Regions from separate parts of the Homo sapiens genome. Here region 1 is linked to region 2. A link is an interaction called in ENCODE POLR2A ChIA-PET data of the cell type or tissue named here. Cell type or tissue: MCF 10A. All regions are shown on one strand. Each heading gives the region's core, and the rest is flanking DNA. Links, peaks and the distances in the headings are about the cores only.

Region 1 (7,516 bases), core at 1,940-5,939, 220 kb after region 2:
GAAACTGGATATTTATTTTGATACAAATCAACGTGCCTTTGGGGTGTTATGTTTCTGCCCCAGGAGGATTACTATGGGTGAAGGAGAAGTACTATGTTGCCCTTGATCCCTAACAAGCACCATCACTCTCTGCAGCTTCCTAGTGTGGTCCCGATGGACAATCGAATGCAAAGGAACTTGAACTCCATGATTAAGAAAGGAAAAGGAAAAAAAAATGTGAAAAAAAAATATCAAAGTTTTAAAAAAAGGGTTTGTCTGCCAAGCAAACAAAAGTCATGGCTTTAACAAAAGTCATGGTATCATCTACACATTTTTTTTTCCTTTGTGAAGAACTGTGGCTAGACTAAACAAAACAGAACAGTACAGAACTCAGGGATTCAAACCAAGGTAATATGTCCTTCTTCCCTTTCTCCAGTTGGCATTGCCACATTCTACATAAGACAATGGGGGCTGAAGCCTCATCCTTCATGCTACCTCAATCAAGAAGCTTTCTTTCTTGGACATGTGCACAAGTTTGTCCTTCTTGTGGTGTGAGTATTCACTAGGGATGCTCCCCCTCCTAAACTTCTCTTGAGTTGAGCCCACAATCCCCACAACCATTGGGATGCATTGCATTGCATCAGCAGCAGGTGTTTTCTTGCTGTTGTTAATCGTTAGAAGTGTCATATTTGCACCGTATGTCTAGGCTAGTTCCGGCTGATGGGACTGATGCCACATGTGAATCATGAGTTGAATGTATAAAAATTTCAGCTTTGCCACTGTTGTCCTTTGGATGGATATTATGCACAGGGAAAAGTAGATGGAGAGGAAAACAAAGAGTTGATCAGCTCCTAGTTCTGGAGTTGGTTATTAGAAATTATAAAAAATGGTGGCTCTGCTCAGAAGACATGGGCATATGAAAGCCTGGAGTGCTTAATGCTCACATTTTCCCTTCAATGATAGAAATGGAAGTAAACATTTATTACCATTTGGTCAAGTGTAGCTTAACTTGCATTCATATTTCATTGTTAGTAATGGAGGTATGTGGAGATATACACAGACCTTGAGACAGCTGTTTTTTAATATTGCATACAGGCTAGCAGTTCATTGAAAACAGAGGAGAGAAGCCTGAAGGTTAGATCTTAGAAGAAGGCAGTTCTTCATGCACAGCTTTTGTCAATCCTGATTTGGTTTGAAAATAAAAATCATGGAATACCAAAATCAAAGGAGAGTTGATTAAGGGAAAGGGAAAAGGGGATCATCCCAGGAAGGGTGATGTCACTGGCCAGGAAAATGTCAGGCGAGGTTCCATGTCCTCACTCAAGTCCAAAGGTGCTGGTTTCCTCTACTGCTGTTAACAGCTTTTCATACAACATGGAGTACGAGGGATACGGTGGAAGATCCAGTCGGTTGAAGCATGTGTGTGCCCTGAATGGGGAGAAGAGATTGGTGAGAGTGTTTGTTTCAATGATACAACTGGTTCTGGATCTGTGACTGTCTGAAGTTGTGATTCAAAAAGGAATCAAAAGTGAGCAGGACCATGATTTAGGACCACCATAAAACATTGCACACTAAAGAGCCACATTCCTCTAGAATGAATAGACTGGTGGAAGGAATGGAATAACTAAAAATGGGTTGTTTGCATTTGCAAGCAAACCAACTACACTAGAATGACACTAGCAAACTGATTATAAACTCTATGGTATCAGCCTGATTTGCAAATGAGTTACAAATTTTGATGTGGTCAATGAAGGAGGCAGAAATATAATTAGTATTGAAGGATTATATTCCTAAGTCTTCTTGCCCAGCTCTGATTTCTGAGCCTCTGTGAACCACATGCATCTATTTAGAGGAACCTGAGATGGCCTGGAATTCTGAGATCCAGTTCTCCATTCAAGTCAAGTGTGCTCTGGAGACAAGTCTGACTCCTCTACCCCAGTAGAACCCACAGAACCTAAAGTCGAAGTGCTGCATTTCCAAGAAAAGCTGCCCGTGTGAGCCAGTCCTCTCTGGATGCCTGGAGTGTCCTGGCGCCCGGGGTTCTAGCTTGCTTCATGTGCTTCCTCCTGCATGGCCAGTGTCTGCCTTAGACAAGGAATGTCTTCCTCGCCAGAGGCTAACACCTGGACCTGGAAGACTCATGTGGCTCTCCAGCAGTGGGTACAAGAAGCCCAGCACACATAGATTCCCTGCTGTGGAGCCTTGAATCACCTGACTAGCTGCTCCCTGCCAGAAGTTCTTTGTTTTTACAGAAACTTTGGCTGATGCCGAGTCCTGTACCGTAGTAGAGAGAAAGGTGGATGGGTGCAGGTGAAAGTTCATTTCCTGCCTTTTCCTCCCTAAGGGTGGTGTGTTGAAATGGTGTTTTCAGACACCAACCAGCACAGAAAAGGGCACTCTAAAATCAAACCAAATCAAATAAAATCAAATCACAAAACAAACATACAAAGAAACAAACAAAACTAAACTCTTCATTAGAGTTTTATTTGGGATATTAAACTCTTCTTTTCATTACAAGATCCCTAGGGGACTTGTGTATTATTTACACCTTTGTTTTAAAGTATATAAATCAGAGTATCAGATCACTGCCCAGGCTGATGCAGCACTCAGGTTACGGGGGGAGATTATTTTGGGAATAAGGAAGATGGGAAGAGGAAAGAGGGAAGGTGGGGTTTCCTGCCCATCGAGAATCTAGGGAGGATGCTGGTGTTTTCATCTGCCCAGCACCCATTCCTCCTCCTGGCAGTCCTTGGGGAACTATCCCTAACCCCTACCTCCCTCCTCCCTGTCCCTTTCCCCGCTCAAGCTCCAAAGGCAGGCACAGGGCAGTAGAGTGTCTGGTCTTAGGCCTTAAAGACATAACTGGGAAGAAACATACGAATACAGATTGGCAGAATTCTTAAATTATTATCTAAGATTCAAACAGGCCTTCCTTTACTTTAAAAGAAAATAATTGAAATACTTTACCTAGATGTAAATATTTGAGTGAAAGGGAACTCAGTAAATTGAGTAGGATGGTTACAGTGATTTCTCTCTATGTTAAAAAGATTGCAATGAAACTAGAACATACATTGGGCTATGGCTAAACAGGCGAAGTGGGGTGAAAAATCCCAAGCATGCTTTTGGAACTAGCTGAATTAGCCAGGGGCGAGATAGGAGCAGGCATCATCTTCATAGTTTTCTTCCTCTGGTCATTTTAACTGGCACTCATGAGTGGAAATATTACAGAAAAAAAATCACCTTTACAAATTAGTTGGAACCAAATTAATTCTGTAAAAGATCATTTCTGGGAGTAAACAGAAAGCATTGACGAATAGCACCTAGTCTGAACACTCATGGTTTACTTACTAGTTGCTTTTATTGCATTTATTTAGAGCCTTGGTGAACTCCCTTAGTTTGTCATCTAGAATGAACGAACACAATCAAATCATGATCCAATTCAGCATTCCTAAGAGCTCACCACCCTCCAGGTGTGGTTCTGACAGCACCGAGTGCCTGCTTACCTCATTCCCGTGCACCAAACCAAGCATTGCCCGGTGGTGTGGGGCAGTGGACAGCAAGAAACCAGGGCTTGGAAGACTTCTATGCTGACCCCGGTCTAGTCACTTACCAGCTTTATGACACTGGAAAAGTCAATTAATCTTCCTGAGCCTCAGTTTTCTCACTTGTAAAGTGGGGATAATAATATATGCTGCGTGCACCTCAAAGGGTTATGGGGAGGATCAACGCCAGAACACACATAAATGCGTTTTGTAACCTGTGAATCATCATTTAAACATAAGATTCTCTTAATAATGCAACCATGATTGTGATAATGATTTGGGGAACCGTGTCATACTTGTGGCAACTGAAGCCTCTGGAGTTTTGCACGTGACCTACTGGCAGGTGACTCACTCTCTTCTCACACTTGGTGCGATGGATGTTTTGGAGATCTGCACGGGTCTTTAAGTTGTGTCGAATTCCATGCCATTGGTGTCAAGCTAGGGTTCCAGCATTTTGAGATAATTTTGGATTGGGTTGTGCCAATCCCTGTATTGTTTATCCTTCTAACTGTGTCATCTACACAGTTGATCTCCCCGTCTCCTCTATTTTTCCAAGTTATAGATTGAAATGTTAACCAACACAGGGCCAAAGAAAGTCTTGCTCCTCTCTACTAGAGACCACTTTAAGGTTGTCTAGAAACACACAAAAGTGGCAGCAGTCACTCCTCTTTGCTGCCAATTGTTCAGCCGGTTATGTAAGTTGTGTCTTCCCTTCATGCCAATCTTCTTCCACTGCCTAACTACAGCCTTGTTCTCTTCAGATAGGCCTTGCTCTCTTTCCTTCTAAATTTACTCTTTTTCAAGTTTGCCAATAACCTCTTGATCCCTAAATCCAGAAGCCCATACCGCTCCACCTGCTCCAGCTCTTTAAAAGCATTTGACAGCTCTTCCTCTGGAACATCTCCCTCCTTGGCTTCTCCTTGGTTTCTCAATGGCTGCCATTTTCTCTGCTGAGCTCCCTGATGGCACCCTCAGGCCTCCTTTGTAGGTCCTCTTCTGGCCTTAGGTACTAGAGAGCAGCATTTCTCAGCTTGACACGATTCACTTTTCAAACTTGATAACTCTTTGTTGTGGGAGCTGTTTTGTGCATTGTGAGATGTTTAGCAGCATCCTTGGCTTCTACTCAATGGACACCAGTAGCACCCCTTCCCCTCAACCAAAAATGTCTCCAGACATTGTCAACTGCCTCTTGCGGGGGAAGAGGGGCAAAGTCGCCTTCCCCAGCCCCACTTTGAGAATCACTGCTACAGAGTAAACCAACTACTAACTTAACCAGGCCTCCAACTCCACCCTGGGTCTGGGCTTAGTTTACATCTGCAGTGAAACATGTTCATATTAGAATTTCGTTTGCAACTTTTAGGCCAGTTAATTGCTCATGACTCATAGCTTTGATATCCCTGGTCCCTGCCCCAAAGGTAAACCCAAAGATTCTCCCCTCTCCTTTATTCTATCTCCACACTGCCCAGTGCTACTTCGACTCTGACCTAGCTTCTGCCCTTCTCTTTCCTTCTGAGCCTTTCCTCTGTCCTCCTTTGAGCTCTTGTTCAAAGTAAAGAAACTTTGCCACCTCCTTAAGCTCTTTCCAGATGCTGCCTCCGGGTCCTAGTGTCCCATCTCCAGTTCTCATGGGTGGAAATTGCTCACTGCCCCACACGCTGTGACGTGGATGGACATTCTTCACACTCCCTGCTGTCAATTCCACGTCATGACTTTTGCAATCCTTGATCAGTTTCCATTCCTTTGAATCTCATGTCATTTAGATAATTTATTTTTAAAACCATAGGTTTTGGCTGGCATTTCATTTTAATGAAATAGGATAGAGCAGAAAATAGATTTTATTGCAGATAATAAGGGTAAAGTGCTGTTTTGAGGAACTTGAGTTTCAGATATACACACACATATGTGCAAATGAGTACATGTGCATGTCCTGAGTTGTGATATAAAAGGCATTTCTTTCTGTGGACTATGGTTTAAGAAGCTTGAAAATCAGTGATCCAGATAGATCTTTGGTTCCTTCTGACCCTCTGAACTTCTAACTTATTATGACTATTATCTGGCACTTTGCTGAAGTCTTCTTTTCCACTTCAAGTCCTCCTACCAGACTGTGTGGCAACTAAGTCCACATGGCTGACAGGGTGAACACCCAAGCCCCCAGTTCCTTGACCTCAACTCCAGTGACAGTCCTGCCTCTCATCTACTTCAACTATGAAATTATATCCCAGAAGCCTCTACCCTCAAAGTCCTTTCTCCTGGCCCTCACACATCTTTTAGCAGGCAGGGGCTTGGACTGACACAAAGGTTTTATGTAGCCTGGGCTATGACCGGGTTTTGCTGTGGCGGTGTCTGGCGCTCTCATCTGGGAAGCCAGTTGCCTTTCCTTTCTGCAGAGGAAGGACTTGAGGAAAGAGCTGAAGGCTGCCTCTCCCAGAGTGCAGGCCACATGCACTGTGGCTCACAGTACCTGGGAAGCCCATGCCACCCTGGGTCTGCTTTGCTTCCTGCCTGCTCAGGGCTTCCTGTCACCTGCCATAGTCAGGTCAGGTCTTCCCGAACGACAGTTTCTGGAAGTCAGAGGTTCTTTCTTTCTATCCACACATAGATGACATTTTTTTAGGTTCTTTGATCTTCAGACATTGTCCAAAGGAGATTGGACAGGGGTCACTATTCAGGGAGTTATTTTCAGTGTCCTCTTAGAGGCATTTGCTTCTTGTCCCAAGAAGAGGTCCCTACTTCCCCAAGAAACCATCTCGGGGGCTTGTGGTGCAGCAGCCCTCTTAGGGGTGCCTTGGTTCAGATATGAAGAACGTGTTCATAAGCCCAATGTCTGCCTTAGAAGCTCTCTGTGTGGGTTAATAATATTAATGTGTATTTCAAAGCTTCCAAAGCAAATATGGAAATTACATTCAATCTGTGACCCCAGATAACAGAAGCAATGACTCTCATTTCCTAAAGAATAGAGACTCCTCAGCACGGTCTTTTCTTTTTTCTTTCTTTTTTTTTTTTAATTTAATTTGAGACAAGGTCTCACTCTGTTGCCCAGCCTGGAGTGTGGTGGTGCAATCACAGTTCACTGCAGCCTCAGCCTCCTGGGCTCAAGTCATCCTCCTGCCTCAGCTTCCCAAATAGCTGGGACTACCGGTGCATGCCACCATGCCCAGCTAATTTTTTAAATTTTTTGTAGAGACGAGGTCTTGTCCTGTTGCCCAGGTTGGTCTTGAACTCTTGGGCGCAAGCTATCCGCCTGCCTTAGCCTCCCACAGTGCTAGGATTACAGGCGTGAGCCACTGCGCCCAGACAGCAGGGTCTTTTGTTTGTGGCTCACCAAACTCTTTCTCAACTGCATCCCCTGTGATGTTGCTCCGGGCATCTTACCCTCTGCACTGGCCAGCTGCACCTTCCTGAACACGTGCTGCCATTCCCCGCTCTCAGCCCTTGCTTGTGTTATTGCTTCAGCCTGGAAGCCCCCTTCTCCCTATTCCTTGCCTCCCAATCCTCCCCTAAATGCCAGTTTTTTAGTGGCATGTTCTCTAGGCAACTTGATTAGGAGGCTCTGTTTCACACTCTCGCAGCACGCTGCTCTTACCCCCTGTGCTCCTCTGATTCTACCTTGTGCTGTGATTAGTTACTATCAGGCCGTGTTCTCCCTAGATTGCAGGTTCCCACGGGCAGGTGTGTGGTTGTAGCTCAGCCCCTCCTCAAGCTGCATGCTATCATCAGTGATGACTCAAGCTGCATTTCTCTAAAATAAAAGCAAGATGTTTCCAAATAACTATATTCTTGAAATCATCATTCAACTTAACAAATGCAAATTCTGCCTTTTTAGTCTTCTTTTCTTGCCAGACTTACATTCACTAGGTTTAGCTATTGGTAGAGCCATGCAAACAACAAAGACCCTTGGAACTGAGGGTCTGCTGAACTGAGTGGGTGAAGCCAGGGCTGAAGCCTGCACCAGGGTGTTCAGCTGTGGTTAACCAGCTGGGCATGCCCATGAATGC
Region 2 (7,516 bases), core at 1,481-5,480:
GAAAATTTCTGTCATATGATTTCCTTTCTCTACACTTTCACTGACCCTCCCAAGCTCTGGATTGCATTAGAAGATTACTTAACAGTCTCTGAATCATCCTATCATTTAGTCAACTGATAATTAGTGAAGATAAGCTATGCATGAGGCATCAAGTCAGATGCCATGGGGATGCTAAGATGAGCGAGGCACCCCGACAGCTACAGTCAAAGCAGGAGGGGAAGGTAACGAAAGAAAAGATACATAAAGCACAATGGAAATTCATAAGAGGGAGGTATGACTTCCCGAGAGAGGACTCTTGAGAAAACTGTTTGTGCAGTACAAAGGACATTTGAACTGGATGGATGGGATTAGCTGGATATAGGCAAGAACAAAGGCATTCATGGGTCAAAAACATCAGGGCTTAGATCTCTGTGATGCTCCTTAACCCCCTGTGACTTACAGCAATTGACTTATTGCTCATTTTCCTCATCTACAAAATGGGTAATAATAGCATCTTGCTCCTAGGCCTTTTGTTAGGACTAAATGGATGCACATTCTGGGCTGCTGTGTAGCAGATTAACTATATATCTTTAACATACAGAAAAATGGAGAATGAGATATAAATGATATAAAATACAATTATGTACATTAAAAGTATATCAGGCTGGGCACTGTGGCTCATGCCTGTAATCCCAGCACTTTGGGAGGTCGAGAGGCATTTGGGTCACTTGAGGTCAGGAGTTCAAGACCAGCCTGGCCAACATGGCAAAACTCAGTCTCTACTAAAATTAGCTGGGTGTGGTGGCCCACTCCTATAATCCCCGCTACATGGGAGGCTGCAGCTGAAGAATTGCTTGAAACGGGAGGCCGAGGTTGCAGTGAGCTGAGATCACACCACTGCACTCCAGCCTGGGTGACAAGGGTGAGACTGTTTCAGGAAAAAAAAAGTATATCACACAGGAGGTGATATATGTTGCCAGGGGTCAGTAGCAAGGGGAGGTTGTGACTATAAAGGGGCAACAGAAAAGAATGTTTTGGGGTGAGGTTCTGCATCCTGACATCCTGGGGTGATGGTTACACATATGTGTTTTAATGGGTAAACCTCTACACCAAAAAAAAAGAGGCAGTTTTACTGCATATAATTTTTTTTTTTTTTTTGAGGCAGAGTCTTGCTCTGTAGCCCAGGCTGGAGTGCAATGGCACAATCTTGGCTCACTGCAACCTCTGCCTCCTGGGTTCAAGTGATTCTCCTGCCTCAGCCTCCTGAGTAGCTGGGATTACAGGCATGTGCCACTACGCCTAATTTTTGTATTTTTAGTAGAGATGGGGTTTCGCCATGTTGGCCAGGCTGGTATCAAACTCCTGACCTCAGTTGATCCGCCCACCTCGGCCTCCCAAAGTTTTGGGATTACAGGCATGCGCCACGGCGCCCAGCCTACTGTATATAAATTTAGAAGGTATTTGCACAAAAACAAAATGTTTCATGAACATACACAAATAAAAAAGGAAAACCACTTAATTCATTAGAATAGTTGGCTTTGGCAGGGTGAGAATGGGGATGGAGAGAAAATGAATAAAATATAAATAAGTCTGAGAGCGGGGCCTTGCACAGCACAACAGAGGCAATGTGTCAGGAACTGGGTGTGTGGACCGTCCCTGTGCCTGAGGTCTCTTCCCCCTGCCTTCCAAAAGGGAGAGGGAATGGCCTAGAGGAGGGTGAGGAAAGCAAAGGAGAAGAAGAAAAGAATTAGGTAAGTGAGGAAGTGATGAGGAGGCAGGAAGTAGGATAAGGAAGGGACAGACTGGAAAGATATGGTGGTCCCACTTAGCGATAAGTTCCATGAGCATGAGTACCACACTTACATTTTTACCATTAGAGCCATCAAGCCAGGTCTAGAGTCTGGTACAGTATGGTGTCACATAAATATTGGTGACTACATCAAGGCAATGACAGGATTTACAGCCTTGGTCACTGGCTGCTGGCTTGTGGGAACAGAGTGAGGGGACTGGAGCGCCTGGCCCACAGATGGCCCTTCGAGGAGGAGCAGATTTGGGGCAGGTGAAAGCAGAAAGTACAGCCTGGGTTATAACGGGCTTGGGGTCCCTGTGGCAGCTGTGACTGAGATGAGTGACAGGCATGGTGGCTCATGCCTGTAAACCCAGCACTTTGGGAGGCCGAGGTGGGAGGATCACTCGAGGTCAGGGGTTCAAGCCCAGCCTGGCCAACATAGTGAAACCCCATCTCTACTAAAAACACAAAAATTACCCAGGTGTGGTGGTGCTCCTGTAATCCCAGCTACTTGGTAGGCTGAGGTGGGAGAATCGCATGAACCCGGGAGGCAGAGGTTGCAGTGAGCCAAGATCACGCCACTGTACTCCAGCTGGGTGACAGAATGAGGCTCTATCTCAAAAAAAAAGAAAAAGAAAAAAAATATAAAATATATATATGTAAGGAACAGCAGAGGAGGACCCAAGTCTAGCATGTTCTTACAAGGTTAAGAGGAAAAGCCATCAAAAAGGACAGAAGAGATCACTGATGACTGATGGAACTGCTCCTGGACCAGGGTGTATAAGCTTAATATTAATGCAAAGCTTCTATTGTTTCTTTAGAACTTAAAAGATCCTAAGAATTAGAGCAAGCCACAGGGTGAGCCACAGGGGCCTTCAGATAAGGAGGTCAGAGGCACAAGAAAGTGGTTACCAGAAGTCAGCCCCAAGTGGGGCAGGGCTGGTCAAGATAACGTAATAGGGAGACTTACTTTTGGCTGTTTTCCATTCTGTAGCCTGAGTTTTACACTATGAACATGTGTCTACATTATTACAAAATAAATTTTTATAAAATTTACAGAGATCATCATTGACCCTGACAAGACTCATTTCGGTATATAATATGGGAAAAGAAACCAGACTGCAACAGGCTGAGAATGACCCAGGGAAGAGAAAACGGAGAAATTAACTGCAGGTATCTTTTTTGAGAAGCCTGCCTTGCAGGGGATGAGAAAGATAGGATAGTGGAGCCAAGATGGCCGAATAGGAACAGCTCCGGTCTACAGCTCCCAGCGTGAGCAACGCAGAAGACGGGTGATTTCTGCATTTCCATCTGAGGTACCGGGTTCACCTCACTAGGGAGTGCCAGACAGTGGGTGCAGTGCACCGTGTGCAAGCCGAAGCAGGGCGAGGCAGTGCCTCACTCGGGAAGCGCAAGGGGTCAGGGAGTTCCCTTTCCTAGTCAAAGAAAGGGGTGACAGACAGCACCTGGAAAATTGGGTCACTCCCACCCTAATACTGCGCTTTTCCAACAGGCTTAAAAAACAGCACAACAGGAGATTATATTCTGCACATGGCTCGGCGGGTCCTATGCCCACGGAGTCTCGCTGATTGCTAGCACAGCAGTCTGAGATCAAACTGCAAGGTGGCAGCAAGGCTGGGGGAGGGGCGCCTGCCATTGCCCAGGCTTGCTTAGGTAAACAAAGCAGCCGGGAAGCTCGAACTGGGTGGGGCCCACCACAGCTCAAGGAGGCCTGCCTGCCTCTGTAGGCTCCACCTCTGGGGGCAGGGCACAGACAAACAAAAAGACAGCAGTAACCTCTGCAGACTTAAACGTTCCTGTCTGACAGCTTTGAAGAGAGTAGTGGTTCTCCCAGCACGCAGCTGGAGATCTGAGAACAGGCAGACTGCCTCCTCAAGTGGGTCCCTGACCCCCGAGCAGCCTAACTGGGAGGCACCCCCAAGTAGGGGCAGACTGACACCTCACACAGCCAGGTACTCCTCTGAGACAAAACTTCCAGAGGACCGATCAGGCAGCAGCATTTGCGGTTCACGAAAATCCGCTGTTCTACAGCCACCGCTGTACTGCAGCCACCGCTGCTGATACCCAGGCAAACGGTCTGGAGTGGACCTCTAGCAAACTCCAACAGACCTGCAACTGAGGGTCCTGTCTGTTAGAAGGAAAACTAACAAACAGAAAGGACATCCACACCAAAAACCCATCTGTACATCACCATCATCAAAGACCAAAGGTAGATAAAACCACAAAGATGGGGAAAAAACAGAGCAGAAAAACTGGAAACTCTAAAAAGCAGAGCGCCTCTCCTCCTCCAAAGGAATGCAGTTCCTCACCAGCAACGGAACAAAGCTGGACGGAGAATGGCTTTGATGAGTTGAGAGAAGAAGGCTTCAGATGATCAAACTACTCTGAGCTACAGGAGGAAATTCAAACCAATGGCAAAGAAGTTAAAAACTTTGAAAAAAAATTAGATGAATGTATAACTAGAATAACCAATACAGAGAAATGCTTAAAGGAGCTGATGGAGCTGAAAGCCAAGGCTCGAGAACTACGTGAAGAATGCAGAAGCCTCAGGAGCCAATGCGATCAACTGGAAGAAAGGGTATCAGTGACGGAAGATGAAATGAATGAAATGAAGCGAGAAGGGAAGTTTAGAGAAAGAAGAATAAAAAGAAATGAACAAAGTCTCCAAGAAATATGGGACTATGTGAAAAGACCAAATCTACGTCTGATTGGTGTACCTGAAAGTGACGGGGAGAATGGAACGAAGTTAGAAAACACTCTGCAGGATATTATCCAGGAGAACTTCCCCAATCTAGCAAGGCAGGCCAACATTCAGATTCAGGAAATACAGAGAACACCACAAAGATACTCCTCGAGAAAAGCAACTCCAAGACATATAATTGTCAGATTCACCAAAGTTGAAATGAAGGAAAAAATGTTAAGGGCAGCCAGAGAGAAAGGTCGGGTTATCCACAAAGGGAAGCCCATCAGACTAACAGCGGATCTCTCGGCAGAAACTCTACAAGCCAGAAGAGAGTGGGGGCCAATATTCAACATTCTTAAAGAAAAGAATTTTCAACCCAGAATTTCATATCCAGCCAAACTAAGCTTCATAAGTGAAGGAGAAATAAAATACTTTACAGACAAGCAAATGCTGAGAGATTTTGTCACCACCAGGCCTGCCCTAAAAGAGCTCCTGAAGGAAGCACTAAACATGGAAAGGAACAACCGGTACCAGCCACTGCAAAAACATGCCAAATTGTAAAGACCATCAAGGCTAGGAAGAAACTGCATCAACTAACGAGCAAAATAACCAGCTAACATCATAATGACAGGATCAAATTCACACATAACAATATTAACTTTAAATGTAAATGGGCTAAATGCTCCAATTAAAAGACACAGACTGGCAAATTGGATAAAGAGTCAAGACCCATCAGTGTGCTGTATTCAGGAAACCCATCTCACGTGCAGAGACACACATAGGCTCAAAATAAAGGGATGGAGGAAGATCTACCAAGCAAATGGAAAACAAAAAATGGTAGGGGTTGCAATCCTAGTCTCTGATAAAACAGAATTTAAACCAACAAAGATCAAAAGAGACAAAGAAGGCCATTACATAATGATAAAGGGATCAATTCAACAAGAAGAGCTAACTATCCTAAATATATATGCACCCAATACAGGAGCACCCAGATTCATAAAGCAAGTCCTGAGTGACCTACAAAGAGACTTAGACTCCCACACAATAATAATGGGAGACTTTAACACCCCACTGTCAACATTAGACAAATCAACGAGACAGAAAGTTAACAAGGATACCCAGGAATTGAACTCAGCTCTGCACCAAGCAGACCTAATAGACATCTACAGAACTCTCCACCCCAAATCAACAGAATATACATTTTTTTCGGCACCACACCAGACCTATTCCAAAACTGACCACACAGTTGGAAGTAAAGCACTCCTCAGAAGATGTAAAAGAACAGAAATTATAACAAACTGTCTCTCAGACCACAGTGCAATCAAACTAGAACTCAGGATTAAGAAACTCACTCAAAACTGCTCAACTACATGGAAACTGAACAACCAGCTCCTGAATGACTACTGGGTACATAATGAAATGAAGGCAGAAATAAAGATGTTCTTTGAAACCAATGAGAATAAAGACACAACATACCAGAATCTCTGGGACACATTCAAAGCAGTGTGTAGAGGGAAATTTATAGCACTAAATGCCCACAAGAGAAAGCAGGAAAGATCTAAAATTGACACCCTAACATCACAATTAAAAGAACTAGAAAAGCAAGAGCAAACACATTCAAAAGCTAGCAGAAGGCAAGAAATAACTAAAATCAGAGCAGAATTGAAGGAAACAGAGACACAAAAAACCCTTCAAAAAAATTAATGAATCCAGGAGCTGGTTTTTTGAAAAGATCAACAAAATTGATAGACCGCTAGCAAGACTAATAAATAAGAAAAGAGAGAAGAATCAAATAGACGCAATAAAAAATGATAAAGGGGATATCACTACCAATCCCACAGAAATACAAACTACCATCAGAGAATACTACAAACACCTCTACGCAAATAAACTAGAAAATCTAGAAGAAATGGATAAATTCCTCAACACATACACCCTCCCAAGACTAAACCAGGAAGAAGTTGAATCTCTGAATAGACCAATAACAGGCTCTGAAATTGTGGCAATAATCAATAGCTTATCAACCAAAAAGAGTCCAGGACGAGATGGATTCACAGCCAAATTCTACCAGAGGTACAAGGAGGAGCTGGTACCATTCCTTCTGAAACTATTACAATCAACAGAAAAAGAGGGAATCCTCCCTAACTCATTTTATGAGGCCAGCGTCATCCTGATACCAAAGCCTGGCAGAGACACAACCAAAAAAGAGAATTTTAGACCAATATCCTTGATGAACATTGATGCAAAAATCCTCAATAAAATACTGGCAAACCAAATCCAGCAGCACATCAAAAAGCTTATCCACCATGATCAAGTGGGCTTCATCCCTGGAATGCAAGGCTGGTTCAACATATGCAAATCAATAACGGTAATCCAGCATATAAACAGAACCAAAGACAAAAACCACATGATTATCTCAATAGATGCAGAAAAGGCCCTTGACAAAATTCAACAATGCTTCATGCTAAAAACTCTCAATAAATTAGGTATTGATGGGACATATCTCAAAATAATAAGAGCTATCTATGACAAACCCACAGCCAATATCATAACGAATGGGCAAAAACTGGAAGCATTCCCTTTGAAAACTGGCACAAGACAGGGATGCCCTCTCTCACCACTCCTATTCAACATAGTGTTGGAAGTTCTGGCCAGGGCAATCAGGCAGGAGAAGGAAATAAAGGGTATTCAATTAGGAAAAGAGGAAGTCAAATTGTCCCTGTTTGCAGATGACATGATTGTATATCTAGAAAACCCCATTGTCTCAGCCCAAAATCTCCTTAAGCTGATAAGCAACTTCAGCAAAGTCTCAGGGTACAAAATCAATGTACAAAAATCACAAGCATTGTTATACACCAATAACAGACAAACAGAGAGTCAAATCATGAGTGAACTCCCATTCACAATTGCTTCAAAGAGAATAAAATGGGTAGGAATCCAACTTACAAGGGACGTGAAGGACCTCTTCAAAGAGAACTACAAACCACTGCTCAATGAAATAAAAGAGGATACAAACAAATGGAAGAACATTCCATGCTCATGGG

The links. Peaks named below come from ENCODE experiments on the same cell type or tissue, not always from the same donor. Only the 100,000 strongest peaks of a DNase experiment are listed, where the experiment ranks them.
Region 1: POLR2A ChIA-PET joins it to region 2 with 5 read pairs; 3 of 35 experiments call an interaction of 5 or more read pairs at or near these places.

Annotation. Positions count from the first base shown.
Region 1 is chr7:43,555,706-43,563,221 of GRCh38, reverse strand. It overlaps HECW1 (HECT, C2 and WW domain containing E3 ubiquitin protein ligase 1), which reads right to left. Exons shown (of 30, transcript NM_015052.5): 30 at 1-1,407. The coding sequence ends at 1,296. Among named protein-coding and RNA genes, the nearest start is that of STK17A, 24 kb to the left of the region's middle. In MCF 10A, for the core only: no CTCF peak of the experiment used is centred there; a DNase peak (open chromatin) is centred at 3,831.
Region 2 is chr7:43,774,764-43,782,279 of GRCh38, reverse strand. All of the region lies in intron 2 of BLVRA (biliverdin reductase A), which reads right to left. Among named protein-coding and RNA genes, the nearest start is that of BLVRA, 20 kb to the right of the region's middle. In MCF 10A, for the core only: no CTCF peak of the experiment used is centred there; a DNase peak (open chromatin) is centred at 3,092.